Linked DNA regions of Homo sapiens: regions 1 and 3 are each linked to region 2. A link is a contact called in ENCODE Hi-C or POLR2A ChIA-PET data. All regions are on one chromosome and are shown on one strand. Each heading gives the region's core, a stretch centred on a gene start or an enhancer-like site at or near the end of the contact. The rest is flanking DNA. Distances are from core to core; before and after follow the strand shown. Region 1 holds the start of DLGAP1-AS1 (DLGAP1 antisense RNA 1). Region 2 holds the start of YES1 (YES proto-oncogene 1, Src family tyrosine kinase). Region 3 overlaps MYOM1 (myomesin 1).

Region 1 (3,267 bases), core at 1-2,500, 2.8 Mb before region 2:
AGAAGTTTTAGACCTCAGCCTCTGGCCCTGGGCCTTCTGAAATGACCTTCCTCCAAACACCATTTAATTTCCGCTAACTTAGTTAATGAATGGAACTTTCTGAAGACAGCAGTTACTTTGATCTGAACCCCTTTCCTAGTTTCCAGTTAACATAGCCAGAGGGAGACAGAAGGGGTGCCCGCCTCTCAATGGGTGCCCTCTCCTCCTGCGTGGCTGGAGCAGCTCCCAGCTGTAGCTATTCCTCTAACGCAGAGAGAGCTGCAGAAAGCAGTTCCCAAAAGGAAGAAGGCAAGTTACAAATACCGCCGTTGGCATTTTCGTGGGTGTTTCCCGCCACATAGAGATAAAAGCTTTGAGGTGGGGCTTTGAGGCACACTCTCTGGGTAGCTGGGCCTGCAGTCTGGAAATCCTAAGTAATCCTTGCAAATAGGCTAACTGGAAGCCAGCAATACAAATGAGCAGTGCTTCTGGCCTGAGAGAAAGGTGTCTGCATTCAAAGTACAACTTCAGATAAAAATGGAAAATGCCAGTCCCACCCTGCAGGAATCCTGTTTCTGGGCTGTTTATCCTCACTGCCATCCACCCTACCCTTGGCTGTGACTAGGATGTGAAGAAAGAGATTGGGTGGAAAAGGCTACCGCAGCTCTTGCTCCGTTTAACTCACCACCTTAAAAAACATGGCCTTGGCTGCTGCTTTAAAACAACAACAACGAAAATCCCCAGCCCCAACCCAGAGGTTTAACCCTGCAGCTAAGGTGAAGTTTTTGTTAAGGTGATAAGGTAAAAAAGGACGCCATTCTGAGCCTTGACTTCCACTCTTCATACTTTTCGGAAGACAAGTCCAGCAAAGACCTCCACCCCTTCCAAAGAGCGACTTACCTCGTAGCTGATCCACAGATTGCAACGTACAGATGTGATGTTCCAGGCTTGGCCACAAGGGGACACTAGAGAGTAGGACTGCCCGCGTCAATGTTTTGTTTTTTACAGACTTTTGGTTGGGAGGGAGGGAGGGAGGGAGGGGGGTGTGGGAGTGGTGGGGGAGATGCTGGCTTTAAAAAAAAGTCCATTTGTTCCCTGAGATTGTGCCACTTGCCCTTTTATAAGTCAAAGGTTGCCACGTTACCTGTTGCCAGGTTCCTGAGAGTGCTTGGGGAAAATGTGGGCGAGAGAGGCACAGCACAGTCCTCCGGCTTGGTAGGTTTCAAGCTCTTTTGACTGGGCTGGCGCTGACATTTGCAGGGGCAGCTGCTGTGGATTGCCTGCGCATTGTTTGGCTGTAGTTCTAACAGAGGAGTGGCTGCGTCTGACATCATTTCCAGGCATCAAGTGCCTGGGGCTTTTTTTTTTTTTTTTCTTTAATGACGAACTCTCTGACCCCTCCCTGCCTGGATTTTTGTACAGTACATGCACTGTGCAAAACAGCCTCCACTCAGGAAGCCCAAGTTTTGTAGCAGCTTGTTGAAACAACTTGGGTGCCTTTTAAAAAAAATAAAGTTGTGACTCTGAAACAAACCTTTCCATTCTTCCTCCTTGCTGAGAACAATGTTGCGTTTGATTAGCAGCGCAGCCAGTGCTTTCTGAAAGATCTGCTCTCCCCAGAAGAGGCGGCTGCTATCAGTTGAATAGATCTCTAGGCCAGACATGCCGAGGCTTGGGGCATTTGTCTGGCGTTAGGAAGTGTCTGGAATACTAGCAACTACCAACTGGCGTGTCTTATGACTACAGGAATTATTACACTACCCTCCATTTCATTCACATCCCCTCTCCTCCCCTTACACACACACACAAGCATATTTTTTTCTACTTTAGAAAAAGTTGAGCGAGTCATCTTGTGGTTTCCGTGGAGGATGTAACTGGGAGAGAAGACTGTGGGATACCTTGTATCTCCCAGAGGGGGGCCGGGAATCATGGTGTATGACCCACCCCAACAGCCTCTGATCTCTGCCTTCTCACCACTGACCGCCACGCTTTGGGTGGCCTTAAATGTGAAGCTGTAAATATTTTGAAATAAGGTAGTGATTTTTCCATGTGCATTTTGTTTTGTGGCATTTCTCTCCTTCTGCAATATTTTAAAAGTTGCAACTGTGCACCCCTTGTTGACCACTCCAAATTCATTCATTCACTGAAACTTAAGAGTTCCTGCAGAGTGAGGATGGCTGTGCACGAAGGAGTCCCTCGTGGAAACCACGGTGCTTTAGTGGACAAGGTGTTTACTAGAGAGTGTTTACTGGCGGGGGGCGGGGGAGATAAACAAAGGTGGTTTGAGTTAATGGTCAGATGGGAGTTGGAGCCCTGAGTACTCTAACTCTGTCACTGAATCTCTAGATGAGTTAGGGATGTCCGTTGCCTGCTCTGAGCCTTAATATTTTCATCAGTTAAATGGGGATAGTGGGATCTTTCACATATGTGAGATCATGTCTATTTTCTTCTTTTTCTTTTCTTTTCTTTCTTTTTTTTCTTTTTCTTTTTCTTTTTCTTTTTCTTTCTTTCTTTTTCTTTTTTTTTTTTTTTTTTTTTTTTGAGGCAGGGTCTTGCTCTGTCACCTAGGCTGGAGTGCAGTGGCACAGTCATGGCTCATTGCGGCCTCCACCTCCCAAGCTCAAGTGATCCTCCCACCTCAGCCTACCGAGTAGCTGAGACTTCAGGCGTGCACCACCATGACCAGCTAGTTGTTGTTGTTTGGGTTTTTTTGAGACGAGGTCTCACTCTGTTGCCCAGGCTGGTCTCCAACACCTGGGCTAAAGCGATCCTTATGCTTCAGCCTCCCAAAGTGCTGGGATTACAGGTGTGAGCCACCACACCCAGCCCCCATGTCTATTAAGTTCTTAGCACAGTGTCCAGTACACAGAGTAAGGATTTGCTCTCTGGTGATTAGGAAGATCTAATGGCATGTCACGGGTCTGGACTGAATCTCATCTCATCATCTTTGTTGTTGCCAGGGTTTGCGCATTTTTGCCGGTGGAGGACTCCAGCCAGACCGCTGATTTGTCTGGCATTTGTTGGAAAGTCCGGCCAGCATAACACATCACCGCAAGGAGCAGGAGCCCTATGATGCACTGTTAAGTGCACAACTATGGGGTCTGCTTGGCTGGAAGCAGCAGCAGCAAACTTGTCTATTAGTTATTTTGTCCTCATCAGTGCCAGCTGCTTTCCCAAGATGGCAGAACATTCATCATTGCTACCAGACAGCCTCGTTGGAGCTCTTTCTCTGGCCTCCTTTTTTGGCTTCTTTCTTCAGCTCTTCAGCATCATTCTCTGTGGGACCCT
Region 2 (3,575 bases), core at 23-2,522:
TGCACTATTTCCTATCCGTCGAAGATGATTCTGAATTTCACTAAAAACCGCAAAGGAAACCAATAGTCACAAAATAATTCTGATAACCCCACCAAAGAGGAAATAAAGAGAGGAAGTTACTCTAAAAGTCTGATAGGGCAAAAGTGACTGCAGCAGAAGGGCCTCAAGGTTCAGTCCATGAGGACCTTGATTAACCTTCATCTTTACGCCCCCACCCCATCCTTCCGGGTCCTCCCCCTTCTTCAACGACTGGCTTTACAAGGCTCATAGGAAAGGTGCGTGTATTCAGACGGACACGATTCCAGCTGTGGCTCCTCCACTTTCAGGGTCGCTGTTTCCACAGTTGACAAGCAGGAGAACCATACTTGTTGCACTTCCCTCACTGGGCTGCCGCCAGCATCATATAGAAAAACGCTGTCCCAACATAAGCCAAAGCCACCATGACTGGGATAGTCGCCAAACAGAACTCAGCTTCGGTTCCCCTCCCGGCAAGGCTGGTTCGACCTACAGTCAACAGGAAGCTCCTGGGGGCAGGGACAGGATCCCTGCCTCGGAAGGAGGCAAGACGTGAACGTTTTTTGGACGGCGATCAGGATGGTGATGAGGGTGTGAGTAACGCCCCCGGCTCACGCGGTTGGGCTTGAGATTTTACTACCAACGACAAAGGGTGCGGAAGCGTAGCGCTGAGAAGCAAACAGCCAACCAAAAAAACTCAACCCCGTCCTCCCCCACAAAAGCAAGCCCCAAAGCCCTGGCCACTACTGAGAGCTGGGCCAAGGAACAGAGAAAGGCAGAGGGGCAGAATCGGAGCGCTCCATTCAATCTCCGCGGCAGCCGAGCGTCGGTGGGTTCGCGGGTGGGAAGGGACGCCGCGGGCCTGCTCTCCGGGCAGGGAAGCACCTCCTCCTCACGCCCCCTCGGCCTGCACCGCCCCCGGGAATCCGCCCCGGACCCCGCCGCCATGTTGGGTCGGGAGAAGTGACACGGACCGGTCGCCTATCCTGACCACAGCAAAGCGGCCCGGAGCCCGCGGAGGGGACCTGACGGGGGCGTAGGCGCCGGAAGGCTGGGGGCCCCGGAGCCGGGCCGGCGTGGCCCGAGTTCCGGTGAGCGGACGGCGGCGCGCGCAGGTACCCGCAGCCCCCGCCCCCGCTAGAAGTCAGGGGGCGGGGCCGGGGGGGGGGGGCGGAGGAGGTGGAGAGTGAGGCCGAGGCGTGGGGAGCCCGGGAACTCCCTCCTCCTGAAGTAACGCGTCCCGGGCCGGCTCTGCCGTCGTTGCTGCCGCCGGGCGCCCCGGGACGAGGAGGTGGAGGAGGGAGAGGGCCCGCGGGCCTCGCCTCCGCCCTCCGCCACCTCGAGCTGCGGTAGCAGCGACTCATGAGAGCGCGGCCGGAGGACAGGTAAGGACCCGGTGGGGCCCCGCGGGCGGAGGGTTCCACCTCTGCCCGGACAGGGCTAGGCCCCAGCGCCCGGAGCCGCCGCCGCCGCCGCCGCCGCGGTTCCCCGCCCCCGCGGGCCCGAGTCGGGAAGTTGGGAAGAAACTTCTCCCCTCCCCCGGATCGCCCGGCGGGCTTGTCTCGTTCCCCGCGCTACCTGCTCGCCCCTGACTCGGTCTCTGCCCTGTCCAGACCTGCCGGGTCCCGCCCAAGTCCGACCTGAGGTTCCAGGGGCGTGGGGACACTCCCCACCCCTTGTCTTTGGGGTCGTGTGGACCGCCCGGCGACGGGGAGGAGAGGTTTATTTTTGCCCCTACGGCCGAAGTAGGGGCGAGGGAAGCGGCCCCTTTGGGTCCTAAAGGCTGGGGGTCTGTGTATCGGCCGACGCCGGTAGCAGCTGTGCGGGGAGAGGAGCGGGTGTGTGGGGCGAGTGGATGAGCCTTTCTGGCTTTACTTGGTTTGATTGAAAACCGCAACATGTTTAAAGTTTTCCTTTGTTTTGGGTTGGGGGTTGGGAAATTTACCATTCAGCGTCCACTTTTACGGAATCATGCCACTCCGCCTCCCGTTGCGTTCGGTTCCCTGTCCACATGTGTTAAAGAAAATTGTCTTAAAGTGTGTTTTTCTTCTTGATAATTGCTTCCAGCTTTCACTTTATTGGGCATGGGGCAGAGCTGTTTTAAGAAGCTCTTTGAAAATCAAGTCTGGTGTAGGGACTTTAGTTTTTGTTTTGTAATGAGTAGGACTTAACAGTTCGGATTTGGTTGAATCATTTTCTGCATAATTAATTGATACAGGCGTGGAATAACATACTGTATAATTATAAATTACTAAAGGAAATAATGAAAGTCTTTGGTGGAAGCACAATTTTATGTCCATTTATTATGTATATACGTTCCACGGGTGTGTGTTTTCACAGTCGATTTCACATGATATGATTATAGTATCTTCATGTATTATAACTGTAAGATTACAGTGCCAAAGATACCTTGATAATTTTAAATATTTAAACCATCCTGTTACACTTCTAAAGTTAAATTACGCACTAAGGAAAGTATTACTAAATGTATACACGTGACTGTGCATTTAAGGAAAAGTGCATGGTAAATCTAATATCTTAACTATCACAGTGCTTGGCACACGGTGGACAGGAAGCATTTTGAATGGTCAGGTAATAAAGGAGTATCTTGTATTAGCCAAGGATCTTGTATGCATCACTTACGATGTTCATATATTGTACAGTAAGAAAGTTTTACTTTAGCAAATAATATATATGGTTTTTTGGTTTTTGTTTGTTTGCTTATAAGTGTGAGACCCCTGCCACAATTGACATGTAAGGAAAGGAAGTTAAATTGTATTTTTATTTTTGGACATTAGCTAAAAGTCGGTGGAGATTTTAAATGCTGGTTGACAATTCAGAGGGTCCTACATTTGAAAAAGACAATTGCCTTTGATCTGAAAACAAAACAGTTTATATCCATGTTTCCAGGATAAAAGATAAAAGGGCTCTTAAAATATATACTCTGTTGTAACCACTGTAATGTTATAATGGCTTTAATTTCGTAGTTAGGTTTTGCTGACTTCATAAACCACAAAATTGATTCCTTTCTGTTCATCTGAAAGTGAAATTACAGCTTTGACCTGTCTTCCTGGGTTAGGTGGAATTTGTCTTGTGGTCGAAGTATAATATTAATACATGGGCTGTTTTTGTGTGTGTGTTTTAGTTCAGGAAATTCACAAGCTGAAAAATTAATGTCTATGCAAGTAAAATTTCTTCATGGTATGTATTGATAAAAGAATAAATGTGCTAAAAGACTAGAAGTAAACCTGTATAAGTGAAATATTACCAACCGATGGTGTAAGACTTACTTATTCAAAGTTGAAATTTGCATCATGTTAGACAGTAAATGATTTACTACTATGGCTAGTTTTTCTTTACAAAATCAGTGTAGACATCGTTTATTCTATTAGCATTATAGTAAGAAAGAAGACTAATGCCAAAACAATTTTTTAAGTGATGCTAAGCGCTGGGGTCACCCAAACTTGGGTAATTAAAAAAAAAAAAAAACCTGCAAGGAAATTCTGTGAACGTAAAAATAGAAGCATAGAATACCTGTGGTTCTATGAAGGGAAATATAT
Region 3 (3,140 bases), core at 464-2,963, 2.4 Mb before region 2:
AATTACCTAAACCAATTATAGAAGAAGAGCATGCCAATTAACATGTTCTACCCTGTACTTCATCTAAACGGGGAATGCGGGAGATTAGAAGTGGCCAGTGGATTTCTTTTTCCAGGCCATCTCTGATCAGATAGTCCTGTCTGCTCGAGCCATGTTGAGACAGCTGTCTGAAGCTGCTGGCAGGAAATAGCACTGCATCAACTTGCAGGGTCTTCTGTGTTTGGAGAAGGTTATGTTGCTGCACCTGCCACACAGCTGCGATTCTTAAGCCAGTCCCACCCTCTCCATTTCACATCTGAGGGAACTGAGACTGTCAACTTACTTTCTTCGTGTGCATTTATTTAAAATCATCCAACTTTGGGAGGCTGAGGCAGGGGGATCGCTTGAGCCCAGGAATTTGAGACCAACTTGAGCAACATAGTGAGACCTCATCGCTATTTATTTAAAATAAAATCATCCATATCATGACATATATGCTTGTCAGAACTCTGTTCTCTCAGACAAAAAATTATGAAGCTACAATTAATCTATTGCATTACGTGCTAATTCTGTTCAACCAAATTTAACCAATTCTGAGCGCCTGCTGTTTGCCCATGACTCATTCTTCCTCAGGAGTAGGAATAGAAGTAAATGTGGATCAGGCCAGGCACAGTGGCTCATGGCTGTAATCCTAGCATTTTGGGAGGCCGAGGTGGGAGGATTGCTTGAGCCCAGGAGTTTAAGACCAGCATAGGCAACATAGCAAGAGCCTGTCTCTACAAAAAATAGAAAAAATTAGCTGAGTGTGGTGGTGCACACTTGTAGTCCCAGCTACTTGGTAGTCTGAGGTGGGAAGATTGCTCGAGCCTGGGAGGTGGAGGTTGCAGGGAGCTATAATCACACCATTGCACTCCAGCATGGGAGACAGAGCGAGACACTGTCTCAAAAAAAAAAAGTAAATGTGGATCAGACACAATCCCAACCTCAAAGGTTTGGCAACATAATAGAAGAGACACATATCCAACCATAATTTTGATAAATGTTATATTTAGTAACTTGAAGCAAGGAACCCTGATGCAGAGAGGCAGGAACGATTCATACTGTGTCATATTTTAGGGAAGAGTTTATTGAAGAAGTTGCATTTGATCTGAATCTTGAAGGATGAGTTCGGGTTCTGTTATATGGAGGAGAGTGTTTGTTTGTTTTAAGTGTAGAAAATGAATAACGTGCTTTAGGGACGGAGGGGTGTATGTGTATGTGAGAGAGAGAGCTGGGGAAAGGAAGGAGCTGACTGAAGCCAGTATTCTTCCTTCCTCTCCCTTTCCATCATGTTCCCTACTCCCAAACCTCCTTATGATCGTGTCCACAAGTCTGAAGAAATGAAATGCAGACAGAACAATTGGAAAATGGAAGCATCATGTGGGTCAGCAGCCAGGCTGCCGGTTCAAATCCCTCCTCTGCTGTTCCTGGCTGTGTGACTGGGCAAGTTCCTGAAACCCCCATGCCTTGGTTTCTTCATCTGGAAAATGAGGTTAAAAACAGCACTATCTCATACGGTGGTTGTGAGAACTGAACTTACCAATGTATGCATAAAGCGCTTAGAGCATTGCCTGGCTCATAGTCAATTCTCTGTGTCAGCTATGTTAATCAGGGTTATTGACGTCATCTGTGCGTGCGAAGTGGGCTGTCTGAAAGGGAAACAAGTGAAACCCAGTTCCTCTTTTGGGCAGAAAATGGTTTAAGTAGAAAAGCCTGGTCCAGCACCATAGCCACTGGCTACTGAGAACATGAGGAAGTGGTGAAGAATCCAGGCGCCACGTACAGACCCAGAAGACAGGGTCCCAGGGAGAGGCCCGCCTGCGTAGTCCACTCTCCGAGGGCTGTGAGGCTTAACCAGATATGGAACAGTCAGAAAAAGGGAGGCTTTCAGCTCTTACTTGTCAGAAGTTTCCTTTCATGATTTATATTATAAATTCTTCCAAGGCAAGAGCCATGTTTGTTTATGACATTGAATAAAACACTTAAATATAATGATCGTTCAATACAATGATATTGCAGGCCGAGCATAGTGGCTCACACCTGTAATCCCAGCACTTTGGGAGGTCAAGGCAGGTGGATGACCTGAGGTCAGGGGTTCGAGATCAGCCTGACCAACATGGTGAAACCCCATCTGTACTAAAAATACAAAAAACTAGCCAGGCGTAGTGGCCGGTGCCTGTAATCCCAGCTACTGGGGAGGCTGAGGCAGGAGAATCACTTGAACCCGGGAGGTGGAGTTTGCAGTGAGCCAAGATGATGCCATTGCACTCCAGCCTGGGCAACAAGAGTGAAACTCTGTCTCAAATAATAATAATAATAATAATAATAATAATAATAATAATAATGATATTGCTTCTAACAACATGCAAGAATGTTAGCAGGAAGAATGTTTTGCTCTCATCCTACACAGATAGCCAGCAATAAAACCCCCAACAGAAAGCCTTCCTCTCTGTTACATCAATAGTGGTCAACTTTTTAAAAAGCTTATTTATGTATTTATTTGTTTTATTTATTTTTAAAAAGCTTATTTGTTTGTTTGTTTTATTTATTTTAAGACACGGTCTCACTCTGTTGCCCAGGCTGGAGTGCAGTGGTGCGATCATAGCTCACTGCAGCCTCAGCCTCTCAGGCTCAAGCTATTCTCCCACTGCAGCCTCCAAAGTAGTTGGGACTACAGGTTTACACTCAGCTAATTTTTTGTAGTTTTTGTAGATTCAGGGTCTTGCTTATTGCCCAGGCTGGTCACAAACTCCTGGCCTCAAGTGATTCTTCCACTTCAGCCTCCCAAAGTGCTGGGATTACAGGAATTACATGCATAAGCCACCATGCCTGGCCTAAAACCTTTTAAATTATAATATAACATGCACACAAAAAGTGTGCATATTATATACTGCAAATTTTTTTTTTTCGAGATGGAGTCTCACTCCGTCGCCCAGGCTGGAGTGCAGTGGCACAATCTCAGCTCACTGCAACCTCCGCCTCCTGGGTTCAAACAATTCTTGTGCCTGAGCCTCCTGAGTAGCTGGGATTACAGGTGTGTGCTACCATGCCTGGCTAATTTTTAGTATTACTAGTAGAGATGGTATTTCACCACGTTGGCCAGGCTGGTCTCAAACTCCTGA

Evidence for each region. A loop is a pair of places that touch in the nucleus more often than their neighbours do. ChIA-PET counts read pairs that join two places held with the same protein, here RNA polymerase II (POLR2A). Pooled maps may share reads with other maps.
Region 1: a pooled map shows a loop between it and region 2 (10-fold over the local background). The contact joins the promoter of DLGAP1-AS1 here to the promoter of YES1 in region 2. A Hi-C loop is called at or near these places in 1 of 168 maps with a recorded cell type or tissue (naive thymus-derived CD4-positive, alpha-beta T cell), 5 of 37 single-sample maps with no recorded cell type and 14 of 50 pooled maps. POLR2A ChIA-PET finds 5 or more read pairs at or near these places in 1 of 52 experiments (naive thymus-derived CD4-positive, alpha-beta T cell).
Region 3: a map with no recorded cell type shows a loop between it and region 2 (9-fold over the local background). The contact joins the enhancer-like site here to the promoter of YES1 in region 2. A Hi-C loop is called at or near these places in 4 of 37 single-sample maps with no recorded cell type and 2 of 50 pooled maps.

What each region holds. Positions count from the first base shown.
Region 1 is chr18:3,592,097-3,595,363 of GRCh38, reverse strand. DLGAP1-AS1 (DLGAP1 antisense RNA 1) reads right to left here and starts at 1,250. Exons shown (of 3, transcript NR_024101.1): 1 at 1,124-1,250; 2 at 880-944. The region is part of intron 7 of DLGAP1 (DLG associated protein 1); the gene reads left to right. RefSeq lists enhancers at 1-78, 1,491-1,610 and a silencer at 199-493.
Region 2 is chr18:809,939-813,513 of GRCh38, reverse strand. It overlaps YES1 (YES proto-oncogene 1, Src family tyrosine kinase), which reads left to right and starts at 1,272. Exons shown (of 12, transcript NM_005433.4): 1 at 1,272-1,400. RefSeq lists enhancers at 70-611, 612-1,154 and silencers at 886-1,395, 1,446-1,505, 1,576-1,665.
Region 3 is chr18:3,176,669-3,179,808 of GRCh38, reverse strand. The region is part of intron 5 of MYOM1 (myomesin 1); the gene reads left to right. Among named protein-coding and RNA genes, the nearest start is that of MYOM1, 42 kb to the left of the region's middle. RefSeq lists enhancers at 1,480-1,869, 1,890-2,009. Within about 2 kb of position 1,713, at least 14 of the 41 ENCODE cell types and tissues checked have a DNase peak (open chromatin) inside an H3K27ac peak, as active enhancers do.